Regions from separate parts of the Homo sapiens genome. Here region 1 is linked to region 2. Evidence: read pairs that join two places in POLR2A ChIA-PET (ENCODE). Cell type or tissue: GM12878. All regions are shown on one strand. Each heading gives the region's core, and the rest is flanking DNA. Links, peaks and the distances in the headings are about the cores only. Region 1 overlaps RERE (arginine-glutamic acid dipeptide repeats). Region 2 has its middle 11 kb from the start of RERE.

Region 1 (7,285 bases), core at 1,572-4,071, 110 kb after region 2:
ATAATTCATCAAATATGGTTTGGAAAGAACTGTTTTGAAGCCTAAGAAGCTCTAGTTTGTAGAGCTTCTTAGGGTCTTAGGCTTTACAAGGCAGAAAGTGGGGATTACCAAGGGCAAACTAATGAATCTCCTATAAATTTAGATTTAATATTTTAAACTATTAATTGCAATTTTTGTTTTTTGAGACAAAATTTCACTCTGTTGCTCAGGCTGGAGTGCAGTGGCACGATGTCGGCTTACTGCAACCTCTGCCTCCCGGGTTCAAGCAATTCTCCTGCCTCAGCCTCCTGAGTAGCTGGGACTACAGGCGCCCACCACCATGCCCGGATAATTTTTGTATTTTAAGTAGAAACGGGGCTTTACCATGTTGGTCAGGTTGGTCTCAAACTCCTGACCTCAAGAGATCCGCCCACCTTGGCCTCCCAAAGTGCTGGGATTACAGGCGTGAGCCACCGCATCCGGCCAAAATAGTTATTTTGACGTAGTTACAACTATTTTTCCTTTGGAAATAAATCAGGAGTTTTAGAAAATACTGAGTTTCCCACATCTTTCAGTAATGTTAAAACTAATGTGCACTAGTGAGACAGGAACGAGTATCATGTATTGCCTTTGATTATTGTTATTGAGTATTAGGTTTACTTCTGTCACCACTTGTGCATCTATGTTTTTTTCATTCTAATCACAGAGTAATGTAAAATAAGCATTCGTGTTTTCAAAATATACACTACTCATTAGAACTTTCACCTGAAATTGTGTGTTTTTAATTTATACAGAATTGGTGTGTAAACTAAAGGAGTTTTCTTAACGAAAAAAGTAGAAAGTTAATTAGAAAGTTTCTAGGAAAGAAGGTTGAGTTGTTTTTTTTTTTTTTTACAAAGTATCTAGAAATAAAAGGTAAATTTTTTTTTTCTTTTGTTTTGAGATGGAGTCTAGCTCTGTCGCCCAGGCTGGAGTGCAGTGGTGCAATCTCAGCTCACTGCAGTGTCCACCTCCCGGGTTCAAGGGATTCTCCTGCCTCAGCCTCCTGAGTAGCTGGGATTACAGGTGCTCGCCACCACACCCAGCTAATTTTTGTATTTTTAGTAGCGACGGGGTCGCTGGTCTTGAACTCCTGAGCTCGTGATCTGCCCACCTCAGCCTCCCGAAGTGCTGGGATTACAAGCGTGAGCCACCGCGCCCGGCCAGAAGGTAAAATTTTAAAGCAGCTGTGTAATATGTAGAGAAAGTAACTAAATCTTTGAGTTTACAAAGGATTTGGGATATTTGCTTAATTCTCAGACTTGAAATTAACTAACTTACTAAATGTTTTCTTTATTCTGGCAAGTGACAGAACATTGATATAGACAGTATTACTCACGTTTTGTTTTATTTGAATGTAAATCGGCAGAGTCTCTCTGTATCTTGAAATATACAGGAGAAATTTTCCTTAACCTAAGATTGAAATATTATTTAAATGTATAACCCATTTTTGCCAACCCCTGAGCCAGAAACCCAAAGAAGGATACATATAGAAGTGGTTTCTTATTGACAGCTTTAATTTATGCAAATATCCAGGGTTGTTTTGTTACTACCAAAAATAAAATAAATGTATTTCTTAATATGTTACATGATATAAATGACATCATTTTAAATAGTGACTTTCTAGGGATAGAATATCTTTGGTAAAGATAAAAGCTGGTTTTTGTCAGATGTTAAATGTAGAAAATTGAGAAGGGCTATGGAACAAAATCTTTGATTTACAAGTTGACAAAATGCTGGAACACACAGAGACTATATAGATTCATTTGATATAAGAGCTTCATTTAAGGGAAGGAATTCAAGGCTCTTTCAGCTTGTGATTTCTATTTTGGTGTATTCTGTCCCCACCTAATGATTTATACAATGTGATGATGGTAATTCAGAGCTAGAAAGTAGGTTGTTTCTGGTTTCAGTCCTTCTTTTTATCTGAAATACTGAAAGAGCCGAACTGTATTCTGTACAGGTAGTGGTTACTTTTCTTCTGCTTAGACTTAAAAACACAGCCTGTTTGTTAGCTTTTGTTGGCACCAAATAGTACTTGGACAGTATATATTTCACAGCGACATATTTTTTCTACCTAACATTAAGCACTTGCTTAATTTGAAGAACTGTTCTGTTGAGCCTGCCTAAGACAAAATTTCAGTGTACATAGCACAGTCTGAATTAATAGAACTCAAACTTACTAGGCCATGAAAATGGCTTAATCAACAGTGAACCCTTTAAAGACCTTGTCAGGTAGTGTTCTAATAGTGATTTTAGAAAAAAAAACAATGATTAGTGTTTAAAGATACTCTTTGTTTTAGAGTTTGTTTTCTTTTTTAAAGCCCTCTTGAGTAACTTCTGGGGTTGTGCCTATGTTCTGTTTAGAGGGAAAAAAATTGCATTTCTATACTTTATATTGAACCACAGCCATTCAGTCTAATTACTAATCTCTTCTTGGTAGAAGTCCTTTCAGACTGAATTGTTTATTCTTCCTTATCTCTAACCTGAGGGTATATTGTTGCTGAGTTGTTAGATTTTATTCTTCTTTGTTGTCATTCTGCAGTTTCGATTCCTACCTCCCCCTCCCATTTTGGTGATGGATGGCTGATCTGATGTTTGTGAGGCATTCAGGATTTGATAGCTGTGTTAAGAGAGACTCAGCATTCCTTTCTGGACACCTTCTCTTTTCTCTGTTGAAAGTTCTGAATCGTTTGTGCTGTCAGTAGTTTTTGATAGGTAGAGGGTCAAAGACAACTCTGTTGATTAATTGAATTTCCATGTCAAATAGCTTTTTATTTTGAGGTATAGAGCCTGAGTTTAAATGCAGGTTCTGAAACTAACTACATAGTCCTCTCTCAGTATTCGTGGGGGATTGGTTCCAGGACCATCGGTGGGTACCAAAATCCACACACATTCAAGTTCTTTAAATAACATGGTGTCGTATTTGCATGTAACCTATGCACATCCTCCAACATACTTTAGACCATATCCTCCCTTATACTTTACATCGTCTCCAGATTACTTATAGTATTCAGTGCAATGTAAAGGCCATGTAAATAGTTATTATACTGTATTGTTTATGGAATAAAGACTTAAAAAATTCTATACATGTTTAGTACAGAAGCAACCATCCTTTTTTTGTTCCTCCAAATATTTTCAGTCCGTGGTTGGTTGAAACCACAGATGTGGAACCCAGGGATATGAAGGCCAAGTCTGTGGCTTTATTGAACAGATGTTACTTAACACCTTTGTCTCTTGGTTTGCTCACTTATAAAAGAGGAGGTAATAATAGTGCCTATCCTGTAGGAATATTGTCATATATGTATAATACTTACAGCAGTACCTGGTGTACAGTTAGCACTCAATAAATATTAGTATCGCTGTCATTATAGTTTGGATGAAAAAGCTAATGGGAGTTTTAAGTAGAAAAGGGATGTTACCAGAATTGAGTTTCAGAAACATTGGTTTGATAGCCAAGGGGAAGGTAGATGGGTGCTAGGTTAGCAAAGGTTGAGGCAGGAAGACCTGTGCGTGGATTGAGTTGTGTTTCTGTCAGAAGACACAATTACAACAAATATCGTTTAAAGATTTCAGTTGGCTTTATTTGTGGTTCTAGAATTGGGCAATACCTTATGAAGTAGAATAAATGTAAGCATTCCAATGAGTGCAGTAGAGGAGGTTGGCTTCATAGACAGAAAAAGGGCTGAAGAAAGCAGAAACAAAGAACAAAAAGCACCAGTAGACTTCCCTGATGTAGGGTTGCCAAAGCCTTCAGTTTGCTAGGTGAGAAAAAGTAGTATCTGCAAAGCGCAGCAAAGCAAATGCAATGAAATGAGATATGCTGGTAGCTGACTGTTCAGCTCCGTGTTACTGCTGTCAAGACAGAGATAAGGGTTTATGTTATTAAGATGATTTAGTTTTGAGTTTTGAGGTTAGCTAGCACTGAGGGACCCATCTTACATATTTAAGCAGTCAGAAAGGAGAACATATTTTTGCCAGATAGTAATTAAAATTTCTAATAGAGGCCAGCAACCCTTCCAACAGAGAGAAAGCAGGTGTGAGACCAAGTCACCAAATCCCATTGGTCCTGGTCAGGTGCCTCACTTCTCACCAGAAGAGGTTTTAAGAATCTCTTGCCAGGCACGGTGGCTCACATCTGTAATCCCGGCATTTTGGGAGGCTGAGGCAGGCAGATCCCCTGAGGTCAGGAGTTTGAGAATGGCCTGGCCAACATGGTGAAACCCTCTCTCTATTAAAAATAGAAAAAAATTAGCTGGGTGTGGTAGTGGGCACCTTCAGTCTCAGCTACTCGGGAGGCTGAGGCAGGAGAACTGCTTGAACCTAGGAGACGGAGGTTACAGTGAGCCGAGGTTGGGCCACTGCACTCCAGCCTGGGCAACAGAGCGAGACTCCTTCTAAAAAAATAATAATAAAAAAGTCTTGAGTGGAAAAATACAAAAACTCTTTCGGTTCAACTCTTCCATTTCCTGAGATCTTGTGTTCAGGCCTGCAGGGAAGTCCCAGGCTGTCGTTCAGGGGCTTGGGGAAGCAGACCTCTGCAGTGCTCCCAGTTGTCTGAGGAATGCAGTGTTAACTGTCCAAGTTTTACCAGCCTAGGGCAGTGTCTTCAAGGTGGGCTCCTTCTAAGATGACCTATCGGGTACCTGAGAAATACTAAAACAACTTTTTTTTTTGAGATAGAGTCTCGCTCTGTCACCCAGGCTGGTGTGTGGTGGTGATCTCGGCTCACTGCAACCTCCGCCTCCTGGGTTCAAGCAGTTCTCTTGCCTCAGCCTCCTGAGTAACTGGGATTGCAGGTGTGCATCACCATGTCTGGCTAATTTTTGTAATTTTAGTAGAGACGGGGTTGCACCGTGTTGGTCAGGCTGGTCTCAAACTCCTGACCTCAAGTAATCCGCCCTCTTCAGCCTCCCAAAGTGTTGGGATTACAGGCGTGAGCCACTGTGCCCGGCTAGATTTTTAATTTTAATGGAGCCTGGATGTTTCATGTACAAGTAACGTATTTTGGGATGTGTGCTTCTTGTCTACTCTTGGGGTTATACAATTATAAGAACTCCCCTACAGTGGCCTATGAGGCCTACCCTGACCTTGGACTCGACTCGTCCGTTGCCGGCACCCTCCACCCTCAGTTGTGTTCTAGTCCTGCCGGCTCGCTTGCTCTCTCTTGCTCGTTCTTGTTCTCTCTCTCTCTCTTGCTCTCTCTCTGACTCTGTCTGTCTGTCTCTCTTCTCTCTCCAGCTGGTACCTACCCTCTGCATATGTTTAATCCTTCTTGCTCTACTTTTTTTTCTTAGCACTTACTGCCTTTGAATATTGTGTGAAATTTATAGAATACAAAAAAATCTGTTGGTTATTGTTTGTTTCTCCCTGCAGAATGTAAACCCCTTGAGGTCAGGAGTGTCTTTCTACTTTGTTCATAGATGTATTCTAAGTGCTTGTGCTGTTTTTTTTTTTTTTGAGATGGAGTCTTGCTGCCGCCAGGCTGGAGTGCTGTGGCGCGATCTCGGCTCATTGCAACCTCTGCCTCCTGGGTTCAAGCGATTCTCCTGCCTCAGCCTCCTGAGTAGCTGGCACTACAGGCGTGCACCACCATGCCCAGCTAAATTTTTTTTTTTTTGTATTTTTAGTAGAGGCAGGGTTTCACCATGTTGGCCAGGATGGTCTCGATCTCTTGAAATCATGATTTGCCCGCCTCAGCCGCCCCAAAGCATCTGGCACATATTAGGGCTTGTAAGTTCCATTAATGAGTGAGTAAATTATTCAGGAAGATTTGGGAATACAAAAATGAATCAAACGTGCTCCATGCCCTGAGTTGCTTCATATAGCAGCAAAGACCAATTTATATGAAAATAATTTTAAGTCTGTGAGAAACGCAGCAGTAGAATTATATGGAGGGTAGAGAGGTGACAGTAATAAGGAGGTGATTAATTCTCTGGGGGTGGTGGTAGACACATAAGCATTTAAATAATGTAAATGTTTTGAAAATGTGACAGTTTTTAACCCATTAACTGTTGTGGTAGGCTTACTTTCGCTTGTCCAGAGAAAATGGAAATGAAGATTATTTGAATACAGTGTGCTTGTGACTCTGTAGAAACTTGTCTTTGATAGACATCTATGTAAGCTGAATTAAGCAGAGGGCAAATCTCTGTCATTTGTTCCTCTATGTTTATGTTGTATAATTTGGTGTCATTTCAATCATTTCATGATTCCTGTTTTAGTAAATTTATAGTAGGGTGCCTGTTGGTAGTATATCAATGTTCCTCACCCCCTCCTTTGTTTCTAATACACCCTGGATCCTTTTGGATATTTAATAATTACCTTAAGGATGCTAATTTGGGACAAAATGAGTCATTTAGGGGTGGATTACTTTATTTCATCAAAATCATTGAACAGAGTGCTTGGACAATAATGTTTTGACATTGCCCAGCTGCTGTGTGGCTCCACTGTGCTCTCCCTAGTGGTGACTGATGAAGGGGAGAGAGGAGGCAGGAAAGGGGCTTGCTCCTGAGACAGGCACTACCTTTTGTGATGGATGCTCTGCTTGCAGAACCCAGCTGAGCATCTGTCCGGACACACTCCTTCCCAGTTCACATAAATAATGTAGCAGTGATAGTAACAAGGATGAAAAGCAAAATGCTGATTTTGCTGCCCCCTGCCTGTTTCTTTTTTTTAGTGGGGTGATGTACTTCACAGACAAATAATGAATTACCACCCTCACTGTTGGGGTGATTTAGGCCCTCCTTTAATTGTTTTAATCAGGTTTTTACAATAAGTCGATGACAGAGTCCAAGATGACACGGTTAATGGTGTCTGGCATTCACTGAGCATTTCCTGTGTGCTGTGCACTCCATCCAAGGCCTTGCTTGAATTATTTCATTTCATCTCCATGATAACCTTGTGCAGTGGGTACTGTTATTAACCACATTGTATAGATGGGCATATGGAGACTTTCCCAAGGTTATGCAGTTAGAAAATCTTAGATTAGGAGAACCCTGGCCATCTGACTCCAGAGCTAGAGACCTTTACCACTAGGCTAAATTTGCTGAAGACTGGGAAGCTCAGTCAGAACTAAGGATGAAATGTTGCTGCCTGCTCTTAGAGTACCAGATGAAGAGAGTCACCTACCATTTAAAATCACCCAGCAAAATAGGTAGGACTAAACTTCACTATTGATGAAATTAAACCACAGCTTTATTCTCAGAACTAAACAAAAAAATTCAGCTGTTCAGTGCATTGAGGTTGGTGATCCATTGGCTTGCACCAT
Region 2 (7,285 bases), core at 1,365-3,864:
GAGACTTGCTCTGTCTTCCCGGCTGGAGTGCAGTGACTGGATCTCAGCTCACTGCAGCCTCCACTTCCCGGCTCAAGGGATCCTCCTGCCTCTGCCTCCCAAAGTGCTGCTGGGGGATTACAGACGTGAGCCACTGCACCTGGCCCTATCTAAACAAATCTAAACATTAAAAGGGTACAGTAAAAATATGGTATCTTCTGGGACAATCATCATATATGTGGTCTGTTGTTGACCAAAACGTCTTATGCAGTGTATGACTGTAGTTTCCTTTCAGGGCAGGCCTTATTAAGAACAGTGTTCTGGGCCGAGCACGGTGGCTCATGCCTGTAATCCCAGCACTTTGGGAGGCCAAGGCGGGCGGATCACTTGAGGTCAGGAGTTCAAGACCAGCCTGACCAACATAGAGGAACCCCATCTCTACTAAAAATACAAAATTAGCCAGGCGTGGAAGTTCATGCCTGTAATCCCAGCTACTTGGGAGGCTGAGGCAGGGGAATCACTTGAACCCAGGATGCGAAGTTTGCGGTGAGCCAAGATCACTCAATTGCACTCCAGCCTGGGCAAGGAGAGCAAAACTCTGTCTCAAAAGAAAAAAAAAATCCCCTGAAAAAATCAGAGTGTTCTGGGTGTATTCCAAAACGGCTGCTTTTCCTCTCCCCCTGCTGGAAGCATGAGGGGATTTTTTTCAGATCATTGTGAGAACCCAGTTGGGCTTCTGGAGGTAAAACTCAACAAAATTGCAAGAGCCCCTCTGGCAAAGAGGAGGCAGGAACAGTGATCAATTGTATCAGATAAGAATTAGCCAGCTGGACTCAGTTTAGATGATCCCAATTTTGTCGGCAACATTCAAAGCATCATAATCAGGAGCCAGTCGAACATATGCCTTTATGCCTTCTTCTCTCCATCAGGCCGAATCAGGGTGTTGGCCTTGGCCACATCCACGTCATAGAGGTTCTTCACAGCCTGTTTGACTTGGTGTTGTTGGCTTTAACATCCACAATCAACACAAGTGTGTTGTTGTCTTCCATCTTCATAGCAGACTCGGTGGTCAGTGGGAACTTGATGATGGCATAGTGGTCAAGCCTGGGAGAGAGGCAAAATGGGGTCACCTGGGCTGGGCTCGGTAGAAAGATGGGCTCTCTTTTGGAGTCCAGCTGGCTCTCCTTTTTTTTTTTTTTTTTTTTGAGACAGAGTCTCCGTTGCCCAGGCTGGGTGCAATGGCGCAATCTTGGCTCACTGCCACCTCTACCTCCCGGGTTCAGTCGATTCGATTCTCGTACCTCAGCCTCCTGAGTAGCTGGGATTACAGGCATGCGCCACCATGCCCAGCTAATTTTTGTGTTTTTAGTAGAGACGGGGTTTTTGCCATGTTGACCAGGCTGGTCAACTCCTGACCTCAAGTGATCCTCCTGCCTCGGCCTCCCAAAATGCTGGGATTATAGGTGTGAGCCACTGGCTCTTCCTTTTGATAGGAAAAGTTTTGGAGGAGAGGTTGAGTTAGAGTGAGATTGGGGTGGATTTTACAGAGAATAGGAAACAAGGAATTGGATACAGCAAATGTAGATCATTCTTTCAAAGGTGTTTTGCTGGAAAAGGGAGCAAAGAAATGGGGCAGTAGATAATGTCTAAAGCTTAGTTAAGAGAAGCCTTATTATAGGGGAATAAAAAAAACTTATGTATATTCTTTTTGTTTGTTTTTTTTTTCGAGATGGAGTTTCACTGTTGTTGCCCAGGCTGAAGTGCAATGGCACGATCTTGACTCATTGCAACCTCCGCCTCCCGGGTTCAAGCGATTCTCTTGCCTCAGCCTCCCAAGCAGCTGGGATTGCAGGCATGTGCCACCATGACCGGCTAATTTTTGTATTTTTAGTAGAGATGGGATTTCACCATGTTGGTCAGGCTGGTCTCGAACTCCTGACCTCAGGTGATCCGCCCACCTCAGCCTCCCAAACTGTTGGGATTACAGGTGTGAGCCACTGTGCCTGGCCTATCTTATGTATATTCTAATGGGAATGATCCAGCAGAGAGCAAAAAAAATAAAAAATAAAAAATAAAACCCTGATGTAGCAGAGAGAGGGGATAATTTCTGAGTGATATCCATGAGTAATCAGAGGGGACTGGATCAAGTGCACAGGCAGAGGGCTGGGCTCTAATAGCAGAGATGCTTTGTCTATAATAGTAGGCAGGAGCCCAGAGCGTGGGGATTTAGAGAATGATAGATAGGTGTGGGGAGGGGGGAGATCACACAGCTTCTCTGCTGATTGTGTCAACATTCACAGTGAACCGAAAGAAAGCCATTAACTGGAAGTGAGGGGAAGGGAGGAGGTGTTGGAGGTTTGAGCAGAAAGGAGAGGTTATAAAATAACTGCTTGGAAAATGAAGGGAGAAATTAACCTGGATAAGTGTTGTATGATTGCCAAGGGGCGTGAAGACTCCACGTGAGGTTTGTGGTTGTGAATTTGAAAGTGAAACTCGTTAGTGTGATGCCAGCCTCATTTGGCTGGACAGGTGCAGATGCCTACCAGGCAGCAAATTGGAATTATCACCAGGGTTGTGGTTTTGCCCAGGGAGTGTGAGGAAGTGAGAGGGGGAGGTTGATAAAGGTGTACACACTGGAGAGAGGACTCTGACCATGGAATCTAAACAGGGACGAAGGGGAGGAGGACATCAAGTCACTGATGATGTGATCTTAGGACTGATTCAGATTTGTCTTAGGAAGACAAGAATCTACCTCTACGGGGAGAATTCTTCACAAACACACAGATACAGACCATTATGTAGATATAATCTAGTCACAGGTTCTTGGGAAATATTTAACATTTTTGTTCGTTTGTTTGTTTTGAGACGGAGTCTCGCTCTGTCGCCCAGGCTGGAGTGCAGTGGCACGATCTCGGCTCACTGCAAGCGCCGCCTCCCAGTTTCACGCCATTCTCCTGCCTCAGCCTCCTGAGTAGCTGGGACTACAGGCGCCCGCCACCATGCCCGGCTAATTTTTTTGTATTTTTAGTAGAGACGGGGTTTCACCATGTTAGCCAGGATGGCCTTGATCTCCTGACCTCATGATCCACCTGTCTCGGCCTCCCAAAGTGCTGGGATTACAGGTGTGTACTTGGTGTTATCTTTACTCTCCTTGGGTATAGTAAGAATTTGCTACTAGTTTGAAGGTCATGGGGACTTTTTGAAAGGCTTCTTATGGGGATGTGTTTCGGGGATCATTCTTTTTATTTTTTTAGACAGTCTCGCTCTGTCACCCAGGCTGGAGTGCAATGGTGCGATCTTGTCTCGGCTCACTGCAACCTCTGCCTCCCAGGTTCAAACAATTCTCCTGCCTCAGCCTCCCAAGTAGCTGGGGTTACAGGTGCCCACCACCATGCCTGGCTAGTTTTTTGAATTTTTAGTAGAGATGGGGTTTCGCCATGTTGGCCAGACTGGTCTCAAACTCCTGACCTCAGGTGATCCACCCACCTCGGCCTGCCAAAGTGCTGGGATTACAGGCATGAGCCACTGTGCCCAGCTGTTTCGGGGGTCATTCTTATAGAATTTTTACTGATCAAGATAATGTGAACATTCTGTAACTTATGGTCTGCCCCTTCTCCCCTTCTTTTGGGTTTTCTCTGTAAGAAAGGACAAATGTCCACTGTAAAGGTGATTATTTAAAAAATAGCTGCTAAGGTTCAGTTTTACCTTTATCTTTTTTTTTTTTTTTTTTTTTTTTGAGGCAAGATCTCACTCCTGTTGTCCAAGCTGGAGTGCATTGGCAGATCTCAGCTCAGTGCAGACTCAACTTCTTGGGCTCAAACAATTCTCCTACTTCAGCCTCCCGAGTAGCTGGGACTACAGGCACACACCACCACACCCAGCTAATTTTTTGTATTTTTTTATTTTTGTTTTTGAGACAGAGTCTCGCTCTGTTGCCCAGGCTGGAGTGCAGTGGCACGATCTCAGCTCTCTGCAACCTCCGCCTCCTGGGTTTAAGTGATTCTTCTGCCTTGGCCTCCTGAGTAGCTGGGACTACAGGTGCACACCACCATGCCCAGCTATTTTTTGTGTTTTTAGTAGACAGGTTTTGCCATGTTGCCCAGGCTGGTCTCAAACTTAAGGGCTCAAAAGATCCACCCGCCTTGGCCTCTCAAAGTGATGGGATTACAGGCATGAGTTGACACTAGCGTAACTCTTATCTTTTTTTGCCACCACCCATTCCAAAAGCACATTACAGTAGTCCCACCTGTATCTGCCATTTCTCTTTCCTCGTTTTCAGTGTGCTGTGGTCAACTGTGTCTGAAAATAGGTTAGTAAAGTACAGTATAATAATTTGAGAGCAAAGGAGAGCAATCACATTCAAGTAAGTTTTCTTTTCCTTTTTGAGACAGGATCTCACTCTGTTGCCCAGGCTGGATTGTAGTGGTGTGATCATGGCAGCCTCTACCTCCTAGGCTCAAGGGATCCTCTCACCTCAGCCTCCCAAGTAGCTGGGACTACAGGCATATGCCACCAAGCCTGGATACTTTTTGTTTGTTTGTTTGTTTGAGAAAGAGTCTCACTCTGTCGCCCAGGCTGGAGTGCACTGGCCTGATCTTGGCTCACTGCAGACTCCGCCTCCCAGGTTCCAGTGATTCGCCTGCCTCAGCCTCCCAGGTGGCTGGGATTACAGTACAGGTATGCACCACCACGCCCGGCTAATTTTTGTATTTTTAGTAGAGACAGGGTTTCGCATGTTGGCCAGGCTGGACTCAAACCCCTGACCTCAGGTGATCTGCCCGTCTCGGCCTCCCAAAGTACAGGGATAACAAGCATCAGCCACTGTGCCTGGCCAATTTTTGTATTTTTGTAGATATGGGATCTCCCTGTGTTGCTCAGGCTGGTCTCGAACTTCTGGGCTCAAGTGATTCTCCTGCATCAGCCTCCCAAAATGCTGGGATTACAGGCATTAGAAGTGTGAGCCACGGTTCTTGGCCCATGTAACTTTTATTGCACTGTATTGTTTTTTGTTTTGAGACAGAGTCTTACTCTGTTGCCCAAGCAGGAGTGGAGTGGTGTGATCAGTGCTCACTGCAGCCTCAACCTCTGGAGCTCAGGTGATTCTCCCACCTCAGCCTCCCAGGTAGCTGGGACTACAGGTGTGCGTCCCCACATCTGGGTAACTTTTTGTATTTTTTGTAAAGACAGAGTCTCACTTTGTTGCCCAGGCTGGTCTCGAACTCCTGGGCTCAAAGGATCCTTGCACTTTGGCCTCCCAAAGTGCTGGGATTACGGGCGTGAGCCACCACGCCCCAGTCCTCTTGTTAATCTTTTACTGTGCTTAATTTTTTAAAAATTTTTTTCATTTTCCTTTTTTTTTTTTTTTGAGATTGAGTGTCACTCTGTCGCCCAGGCTGGAGTGTAGTGGCACGATCTCGGCTCATTGCAACCTCCACCTCCTGGGTTCAAGCGATTCTCTTGCCTCAGCCTCCTGAGTAGCTGGGATTACAGGCACGCACCACCATGCCCAGCTAATTTTTGTATTTTTAGTACAGACGGGGTTTCACCATGTTGGTCAGGCTGGTCTCGAACTCCTGACTTCATGATCCACTCCCCCACTCCTCGGCCTCCCAGAGTGTTGCGATTACAGGCGTGAGCCACTGTGCTCGGCCTACTGTGCTTAATTTATAAATTAAACTTTATCTTAGGTGTGAATGCCTAGGAAAAAGCATAGTAGAAATGGTTTACTGTCCAAGGTTTCAGGCATCCGTGGGGGTCTGGAATGTATCCCCAGCTAAGGTGATACTCTGGTATTTGTGTGACACATCAGGAGAGCTGTCACACCCCTGGGCCCATCTTCAGACAAGCTGTCCTACTGAGCCTTTGGGGAAGCAGCTCCCTGGGACAGCCTGGCTGTGCACTGACCGATGGCTGACAGCCTTCAGTGGCCAGGCCAGGGTGGGGCCTGAAAGGATGACCTGGGCCAATTAGGTTTCTTCCTCTTAGGAATTTTAACTAGGAAATACTGAAGTCATGAGGAGTTGGCAGAAGCCGCCCAAGCTGCTCAGTCATAAGCTGCGGAACAACCGGAGAGGCTGTGAGAAGCCACATGCAAGCCGCAATTACGAGGGAGGTGCAAATAGAAGAAGGCTGTGAAGTCAAGAAAAGCCACGTGGTGCAGGGTGAGGAGGCCGGGGGGTGGGAAGATGAGAACAGGGGACCAGTGACATTAACGCTGGGAAGAGAGCTGCAGTCCCGACCTTCCCGTGGCCTCACTTCTGTCTCTTCCCTTCCTGAGGTCAGATTGCTCTGCTTTGCCTGGCTTCCACGTTGGAACCTCCTCATGCTAAATCTGTACTTCAGATGTTGAGTAAGTCTCCATTCTTCACCATAAAAAGGACAGAACTCAAATGCTCTTGCTTTTTTGATTAATAGACTCTTAATTTTCGAGATGGAGTTTTGCTCGTCTTCCCCAGGCTGGAGTGCAATGGTGTGATCTCGGCTCACTGCAACCTCCACCTCCCGGGTTCAAGCAATTCTCCTGCCTCAGCCTCCCGAGTAGCTGGGATTACAGGCGCCCACCATCACGTCCAGCTACTTTTTTGTATTTTTAGTAGAGATGGGGTTTCACCATGTTGGCCAGGCTGGTCTTGAACTCCTGACCTCAGGTGATCCACCTGCCTCGCTAGGATTACGGGTGTGTAATCCCTAAGGTGCTGGGATTACAGGCGTGAGCCACCACGCCTGGCCAATAGACTTCATTTTTTAGAGCGGTTTTAGGTTCACAGCAAAATTGAGCCCAAAGGACAGAGTTCCTGTATACCCCTCACTCCCCACTGCTACCCCTGTTATTAACATCTCCTGTCAGTGTGGTCTCTTTGTTATGACTGATGAGTCAATGTTGATACAGTCTTATTCACTAAAGTCCATCGTTTATTTTATTTATTTATTTATTTTATTTTTTTGAGACGGAGTCTCGCTCTGTTGCCCAGGCTGGAGTGCAGTGGCGCGATCTCGGCTCACTGCAACCTCCGCCTCTCCAGGTTTAAGCAATTCTCTGCCTCAGCCTCTGGAGTAGCTGGGATTACAGGCGCGTGCCACCACGCCCAGCTAATTTTTTGTATTTTTAGTAGAGACGGGGTTTCATCATCTTGGCCAGGCTGGTCTTGAACTCCTGACCTCGGGATCCACCCGCCTCGGCTGCCCAAAGTGCTGGGATTACAGGCGTGAGCCACCGCGCCCAGCCTATTTATTTTTGAGACAGAGTCTTGCTTTGTTGCCCAGGCTGGAGTGTAGTGGTGCAATCTTGGCTCACTGCAACCTCTGC

The links. ChIA-PET counts read pairs that join two places held together with the same protein. Peaks named below come from ENCODE experiments on the same cell type or tissue, not always from the same donor. Only the 100,000 strongest peaks of a DNase experiment are listed, where the experiment ranks them.
Region 1: POLR2A ChIA-PET joins it to region 2 with 9 read pairs; 10 of 35 experiments call an interaction of 5 or more read pairs at or near these places.

What each region holds. Positions count from the first base shown.
Region 1 is chr1:8,718,463-8,725,747 of GRCh38, reverse strand. The region is part of intron 1 of RERE (arginine-glutamic acid dipeptide repeats); the gene reads left to right. Among named protein-coding and RNA genes, the nearest start is that of RERE, 96 kb to the left of the region's middle. RefSeq lists a silencer at 4,409-4,649. In GM12878, for the core only: no CTCF peak of the experiment used is centred there; no DNase peak of the experiment used is centred there.
Region 2 is chr1:8,824,911-8,832,195 of GRCh38, reverse strand. It overlaps the pseudogene RPL23AP19. Among named protein-coding and RNA genes, the nearest start is that of RERE, 11 kb to the right of the region's middle. In GM12878, for the core only: no CTCF peak of the experiment used is centred there; a DNase peak (open chromatin) is centred at 2,506.